3 separate regions of the Mus musculus genome follow, and all the other regions are linked to region 3. A link is a loop called in an ENCODE intact Hi-C map of the cell type or tissue named here. Cell type or tissue: left cerebral cortex. All regions are shown on one strand.

What was found. Hi-C counts contacts between places; a loop is a spot of excess contacts. Peaks named below come from ENCODE experiments on the same cell type or tissue, not always from the same donor. Only the 100,000 strongest peaks of a DNase experiment are listed, where the experiment ranks them.
Region 1: it touches region 3 in a loop (2.1-fold over the local background); 5 of 42 quality-filtered maps call a loop at or near these places.
Region 2: a loop joins it to region 3, with 2.4 times the contacts of the local background. A loop is called at or near these places in 5 of 42 quality-filtered maps.

The regions. Positions count from the first base shown.
Region 1 is chr2:156,673,118-156,675,617 of GRCm38, reverse strand. The region is part of intron 2 of Dlgap4 (DLG associated protein 4); the gene reads right to left. Among named protein-coding and RNA genes, the nearest start is that of Gm52566, 21 kb to the right of the region's middle. In left cerebral cortex, a CTCF peak has its summit at 1,140; DNase peaks (open chromatin) are centred at 1,202, 1,500 and 2,120; H3K27ac peaks cover 1,795 bases.
Region 2 is chr2:156,661,817-156,664,316 of GRCm38, reverse strand. All of the region lies in intron 1 of Dlgap4 (DLG associated protein 4), which reads right to left. Among named protein-coding and RNA genes, the nearest start is that of Gm52566, 9.9 kb to the right of the region's middle. In left cerebral cortex, no CTCF peak of the experiment used is centred here; DNase peaks (open chromatin) are centred at 520 and 975; H3K27ac peaks cover 1,219 bases.
Region 3 is chr2:156,612,067-156,614,566 of GRCm38, reverse strand. Dlgap4 (DLG associated protein 4) reads right to left here and starts at 870. Exons shown (of 13, transcript NM_146128.6): 1 at 709-870. Gm14169 (predicted gene 14169) reads left to right here and starts at 1,145. Exons shown (of 4, transcript NR_040372.1): 1 at 1,145-1,281; 2 at 1,371-1,622; 3 at 1,993-2,100. In left cerebral cortex, a CTCF peak has its summit at 1,404 (motif pointing left); DNase peaks (open chromatin) are centred at 161, 934, 1,376 and 1,780; H3K4me3 peaks cover 1,825 bases; H3K27ac peaks cover 1,663 bases.

The DNA of each region.
Region 1 (2,500 bases), 61 kb before region 3:
ACATGACTTGCTGCACTGTCCCAGATTGGCTTGTCTGGATAGTCCCTCCCATCTCCCCTTCCTCCCTCCCCTCTCCTTCCTTCCATTCTTTCCATTCTTTTCCTGCTTTCTGTAGTTCAGGGGATCAAACACAGGGCCTTCGCCAGAGTAGGCAAATGCTTTATTGCTAAGCTGCATCTCTAGCCTTTGAGTTGTTGTTGTCTGGACACAGGGCCTCCCAGTGCAGTTTAGAGTGGCCTTGAACTTGCCACAATTTTGAGGCTGGCCTCAATCAAATTCACAATTGTTCAGCTTTCACCTTCAAAGTGCTAGTCTTACAGATGTGTGCCACCACGCCCGGCTCCATCTGGATTCTTGTCACAACCTCCTGGGTGTTTATATAAATCCTGTTTGTTTTCTTCTTTTCCATGTGACCAAGTGCAGTTTCTAAGAAGCTCAGCCGAAGTTCAGAGAGGTCACATGATTTTCCCCAAAGTGACAAGGCAAGTGAAAGATTTGTCAGTGGCCAGTTTGTGAAATCTGTGCTCAGGAGCTCCCTGCCTACTGCCACCACAGCCTGTGGTCCTAGCAGGGTAGATGTGTCTCCTCACCCACAGCTCCTGCCTTTCCTCTGAGCCTTCCTGGCCCTGGCTCCGTGTCCGCTGCTGTCTCCTTTGCATACCTCACCTCTCCAGAGCTTACCTGCCCAAGCGTCAGGGTTCTGCTCAGACCCTGACCTCCGCTCCTCTCTCTACTCCACGGTCCACTACTGGCCACTTCTACAATTTCCCTGCAGATTCTCACCTCTCCTGCAGAAAGCATCTTGGCTGGCCCTCAACTGCCTTTCAGACTGATCTAGTATTCAAGCCCCCAGGGTCAGGTTCTTGTTCTCTTTTACTCTTGTGACCCCACTCTGCTTCTGTCCTTTGGCCCTACCCCATTCTCCAGGCTACAGAGAGGCCCCCTGACAGTTTGCCTCAAGTGGATGCCCACCCCCAGGAGACTGCCATTCCTACCAGACCCTGGCTGCATCCAGGCAGCTGAGGCTAGCGATTCTGATGGATGATATGTGGAGCTTCCTGAGGGCAGGAGGCCTCCCTATCCTCCCAGCCAGGTCTGGCATGAGGCCCAGCATGGAGCTCCACTGGGAGGCGCTGAATGAAGCTTGGGACTGCTGCCTACGTCTTCCTACCACCCACTTTCTACTCCAGCCAGCCAGAACTACTCACACTTCCGCAGAGCTTCCTACTGTGGCTGCCACTTGGTCTCCCCAGACTAGGACTCCAGGTAGGCCTGGCCTTCCCCTTCCAGTTCCAAGTGGCAGAACCAAGTGATAAGTGTCCCAGACCCAACAGGGTAAGAGACACCAGGCTGGGGGCGTGGGGGTGCATATACACACATGTGTGGTATGGTCATGTGGCACTTCTAGCTCTCTGTTCTTGTGCACACATTGCTGTGACTGGGTCCCTTATCAAAGTGTGAACCCCCTTAGGCCTGCCCACACAGCCACAGCTACAGGGAAGAAGGGAAGCTGATGGTCTCTCCTGAGTCACTAGTCTCTGCCTGCAATGACGGTGACGGCAAGGAGCCATATTTGTGGAGCCCTCTGCACGCAGCATGTGCCAAGCACTCCCCACCCCCAACCCCCACAGCTTTTTCACCAGACAGATCTACCATTGCCCCATTTTACAGATGAACTAAAAGAGTCTCAGAGAAATGGCACCATCTCTGGGAGATGACACAGACAGGAAGTGTCTAGAGCTCTGATCTCTCTAATTCTGACTGTCATCTGCCAAGGTGAGCTGAGCCACACCCAGGTGGCCTGTGGTGTGTGATAGAGAAGTCTCTACTGCCTTCCTGCTACCTCTGAGGAAAAGCTGGAAGCCAACATATCCTGGCCCTCTAGGCACTCTCCTGGGAAGGGTTGAGCTGGGCAGACTTACCCTAATCTGCAACCCCACAGAGGATGAGAGGCCCAGAAGTCTCAGAGTGAACAGAAGTCGGCAAGCCTGGGCTCCAATTCCCCAGCAAGACTCAAGATTTTCCCAACAGCCTGGGCCAAATTTATCTGCCAATCCTCCAAAGAGCTGGTTCCAGCGTCTGTCTGGAAATGTCAGCCCGTGTGGTTGGAGGAACGCGAGGAGAGTTTTCCCCTAAATAGCAGGAAGCATATGGGAGCGGATGGCGCCCGACGCCCCAACCTGCCAGTTCTTGCTCAAGTAGAGCTAAAAGGGGCCCAGAAGGGTCTGGAATTCCTACCACCTCCCAGGGAGGGGGAGCTGGAGATGAGACAGCAGCAACACACGGGGCAGAAAGTGGGTCCTGAGAGTAGTGAGCAAGAGTCTGTGACAAGGACCCCAAAGGCTCCTATCAGCCACAGCAAGTCACCATGCATAGAGCACTGGCCACATCTGTGGGACTTAGGTGGTCTCATCTGAACTTTGCAACCAACTCTGAGATGGGATCCTATTATCCCCATATCACAGATGAGAAAATTGAGGTTTGGAGCAAGCACATGAAA
Region 2 (2,500 bases), 50 kb before region 3:
AGGTCTGAGAAGATGATGCAGGAAGGATGCTGGCAGAAGGTACTGCCTTGGGGAACACCCTGGGAGGTGTTCCCTTCCTGTCCCTGCATCCTGAGTGACTCCCTGGGAGAGCAGAGGGATGCCCGGCATCTCCAGTCCCTTGCCTGAGCAGTGTCTGTTCCCCGAGCCACTCTGCCTGGTCAATGGGAAGTAGACTCTCTGCTGCACACCTACCCAGAAGGCAGCTAGCTGACCCAGAGGCCTCAGAGGATCCCCCTCTGCCCTCCCATCCTACAGGCCACAAAACTGAGACTGAGAAACCAAGGCATCATTGGCATGAGGGTCAGAATCTGAGCAGCTAGGCTAGGGTGTGAACTTAGCCCCTTCACAAAGTCCTGGGAAGAGACACAGGGACCAGTTCACCGCAGGAAGAAGCAGGAAAGGGTGCGCTGAGTTGGGAGGCTCACCGGCTTCATCTGTTATCCCAGGCCTGAGGATACTCTCCCACACTGTCCCCCGAGGTCTCACACTGTCCCCCGGGGTCTGCCCAGAAACGGTACCTCCCACACACCAGCTTCCACACTGTCATGTGTGCAACAGACTTTCCTTCCTTTTCAAAGTAAGAAATTGAGGCACACAGGATGGCAGGGCAGGAGGAAGACTCCTGATGTGGGTGTCCCCAAACCTCCTCAGCCCTGGCACGCCTTTGATCTCTGCTCCCAGGCAGCAGCTTTAACCCTGACCTCTGGTTCTAGGACAACGCAGCCCATCTCCCTGAGGAAGCGTGTCCCCCGTCAAGAAAAACACGCAGGACCAGCAAAGGCTCTGGTAGTAGGAAAGATGGCATGGGACTCATTTTCAGTGGATGGACACACACTCAGACGTGTGCCTGGAAGACCTCTGTGTGCATCGTGGGGTGTAGAAATCCACCACACACTCAGTGCGACAGCTTGGGAAGATGCCGTTCCTACCAACTTATCACTTGGAGCCAAATTCACCCGGCATATGGCTGAAGGGAGAGGCAACAGCAGAGGCAAGCATCCTGACTTGGAGGGCTCTAAGGCCCCTTGAAGTCCCCAAGTTCGCCTGCTGAGGGAAGGCTGTAAGTCCCCCACCACTCATTTTCTCTTCTCTAAGGTGGGTAGTAGGCCCTCGGCCCCTGCTGGTGTAACACTATTTAAGTCTTGGGCTTTCAACACAGACCATCTACATACAATGCAAAGATAAGGAAGTCCCATACAACAGGCCTCATCCTATCCAGTGCTGCAGACACAGACTGTCGCAGGTGGCTTTGACTTTGTAGAGATAGAAAGTAGAGTCAAGTCCAGTGGAGGCTGCCAAGGGCTCTGGCAGGGTGAGAGCTGAGGGGCAGGAGGGAGCAGTTTATGGGGCAATAAAGAGGTTCTGAAATGGACTGTGGTGATAGACACAGCCCTCTGGATATGAGCTAAAAGCCACCTAATAGGACACTTTCATGAGCGAATCACAGGGCACGTGAGTTACGACTCACTTGGTAACTCTGTTAAAGCCATCCTGAGCCTCTGAAAATAACACCACAGAACTTCCTGGTGGCCATCTGTAATCTGGGAGCCTCTGTCTCAGAGGTCTATGTGCTTCTGGAAAGCCACCCGACTCCTAACTGGTTGGGTTCCCACTGGCCCCAGGACCTCTCGGGTGTCTCCTTCCCACTGCTGAACACACTGTCTGACCCAGGCTTCATGTCTAGTTTCACTAATGCTGTTCCTTCTGACTGGGATGCCACCAGATTAGAGCACGCTCACCTCACCCATAGGTACGGCGTTCAGTGTGGCACTTTGCATCTAGTAGGCCCTTTACTAACTGAATGTTAAATGAGAATTACAAACCCTAGTGTGCAGAGTTGGTTCCAGATTGGGGCTGCACGCCCTTCTAACCATGTGATCCTGAGGAGGTCACCTAACTACAGCGAATCTCAATCCCTACCCCGGAGGGAGGGAGCCAGGGATTAGCAGGCATAATGGCAGTGAGCTCTTGATTAAGCATTCCTCCGGAGCTGTTTCCACATAAGCCCATTTTTCCAGCCACCGCTGCCCAAACTCTGGGTTCATTCATGACACCTCTCCCTTCTCATATTCAGGTTAAGTCACTGCTCTGGGCCCGCAGCCATGTGACAATAAGCTGTACTGCCACACACACAGTAACTTCCAGCCCTTACCTGGATTCTCCATGCTGGCCCTGGTCCTCTATTATTATTATTATTATTATTATTATTATTATTATTTAATTCTTTCTCCCAGACACAGAAACCAGAGAGCTGTCAGAGGAGAACTCAAGTCGGATCTTACCTCTCCTCAGCTCTAACATCTCCAGGGTCTCACTTCACCTCAAGTAAGAGCACAGGACCCCGGGCTGATGAGATGGCTCAGTGGGTAAGAGCACCCGACTGCTCTTCCAAAGGTCCAGAGTTCAAATCCCAGCAACCACATGGTGGCTCACAACCATCCGTAACAAGATCTGACTCCCTCTTCTGGTGTGTCTGAAG
Region 3 (2,500 bases):
CCTTTCCGCAACACAGGCAGCATAGAAGAACGCGAGAAAGGAGATGGATGAAGGGCTGGATGGGGAATCCGACAAGGCAAGCTCTGCCCAAGGAGGCCCAGGGACCATCACTTGCCCAGGTAGCACATGTCCCCTCCCAGCAGGCCCTGCACATCTGGACCCAGCTGGCCTCCGCAGCCACCTGGTCTATCCTCCACCCGCTCTGTACGCGAACCCCCGTTCCCGCGGGGCGCCGCACGTGGGGGCCTCCCGTGGCCATGTGAGCGGCCCCCCCACAGCCCAGGTGCCAGGGTCGCTCGGCCCCTCCCGGGCAGACGAGCGCTCCGGGGGCGATGCGGCGCGGGGTCGCCCGCCCCCTCCCCGGATGCCCGGTCCCGGGGAGATCCCGGGAAGGGAGTACGAGCGTGCGGCAGGCTGAAGGCAAGGAAGCCCCGGCCGCCCGGACACGCGGCTGGGAGGGGGCTGCCGCTGCCAGCCGCCTGCGGATGGAGGGCCGGGAACCGCTCCTGCGCCCCGGCCAGGGAAGGGCCGACAGCATCGGAGGGGCCGGCCCGCGTCGGTCCCCAGGCCCGGGCGCCACTGCCCGTCAGAGGATCCGGGAGACCCCGTCGCTGAGCGCATCTGTCCCGGGGTCTGCCCGCGGCTGGGGGCTGCCCCCGATCTAGCCTCGGAGGAGGGTCTTGACGCGTGCCACCCCCGCGCGCTCACCTGCGCCCTGCGCTCGACCGCCTCGGTCCACTCGGCCTCTGCGCTGCGCCCGCTCCGCTCGCTCGCTCGTTCCGCTCGCTCTAAGCTTCGCTCGCCTAGGCCCCGGCCCCGGCCCCGGCCCGCGGGCGCCCCATGCCTCTCCTCCGGCCGGCGCGGCGCCCCAGATGCGGCTGCGGGAGGAGGAGCCGCGCGGCCCCGGCTCCCCGAGAGCGGCGGGGAGGGGGCGGGGGGCGGGGAGACGCGCGCGGGGGAGGGGGCCGCGCGGCTGCGCCCAAAACCAGGCGCGGATCAGGCCGGGGGCCCGGGGCTGCGGGGGACCGCGGGGGCCGCTCGGGGCCCGGCGCGCCACCCCCGCCGCCCGCCCGGGGAAGGGAAGGGGAGGGGAGGGGCACCGCGGCTGCGGACGCTGGGTGTGTAGCGGAAAGAGCGCTTGGGAATCTGCGACCGATCGTCCAGAGAGGGCAGACTACCGGAGCGAGGTTACACAGCGCTGGCCGCGGTGGCGCGCGAACTTGGAAACCTGGGTTATTGAGTGGGTCGGCAGGAAGGTGTTTTGGCTGCGTTCACTGTGGGGTAGGAAAACTGAGGCACGGGAAAGATGCGGCTGGTCTGGGTCTCGCTGCGGGAGTCAGGCTTCTTCTCACCCCTCTTTCTCCCGTTAGGGTTCTTGCCTCTAGGATCGGGTGCCCCCTCCCGGTGACCCGCTTCCTGGAGAACCCTTGTTTTGGGCAGCAGTACCTGGCTGGCTAACGCATCTCTGGAATTCGTGGCCGGGCACCTGTCCTCCCTCTCACGGGGGCTCTGTGATCACGGACCATAGTCCGTGCTTCTCCCTGAGCTCGTTTTTCTACCCGCACAATCGGGACCACATAAGCATCTACCTCCTTAAGAAACCGAAGAGATAAAGAATAGAGGTAAGCTCTTCGTACTGGATCATGGCATTCAATAGGTGTCAAATGGATGTGCCTCCTCCCCTGGCTCCCACACAGCTGTCCCTGGAGAATACTAGGTATGCAACTGAGGCTCCTCCAGGCCTCTTTCTTCTCTTCCACTGCCTGCCCACCCTCCTCACATCTCTACCCCACTATTCTAGTCCTAGCCTCTCCTCTTGCCTGAGCCTGCAATGCCCTCCCACCATCTCTCAGTGACAAACTCCTACTCATCCCTCAAGACCCAGAGCAATTTCATGTACCAGCTTCTCACACTACTGGCCCACCCATGCCTCCCTTCAAAAAAAAAAAAAAAAAAAAAAAAAAAAAACAACCAACCTTCCCTTTCTCCCAGGGTTTGTGCTGTTTGGACTCCCACCAACTACAGCTACTGGCCCAGAGGAGATCTGCCATGACCCATGCTGCAGGAATTGGCTTCCTGGCTAAGATAGGCAGAGGAAAGGTCAGTTTGGAGTCCTAGAGGAGGGTGAAGGGCAGGAGAGGAGGGACTGTAGGTTCAGGCAGCTGTCACTGGAGAGGAACAAGGTCCCTTCCCTTGGGTAGCTAAGAAGACCTCTATGGATTCGGAAGCCTCTGGCAGGGCTGAACAGTGGCCTTGCACTGTGTAGCTGGCTAAAATGAGCAGGTGTCGACCGGCCTCAGAAAAGGGTTTCAGGGCCTTGTTCACCGAGGCTTTACAGCAGCACTGACTATAAGTGAAAAGCTGATCACAGTCTAAACAGCCGTTTGTCTGGAGCCGGGTAAAACAGTGACCACAGAAGGCTGTCCCCATGCCACAAGCCTCAAACATCTGTTAGGACGGGTCACAGAGCCACACTTGGCTTGTGAGGACTCAGAGATGG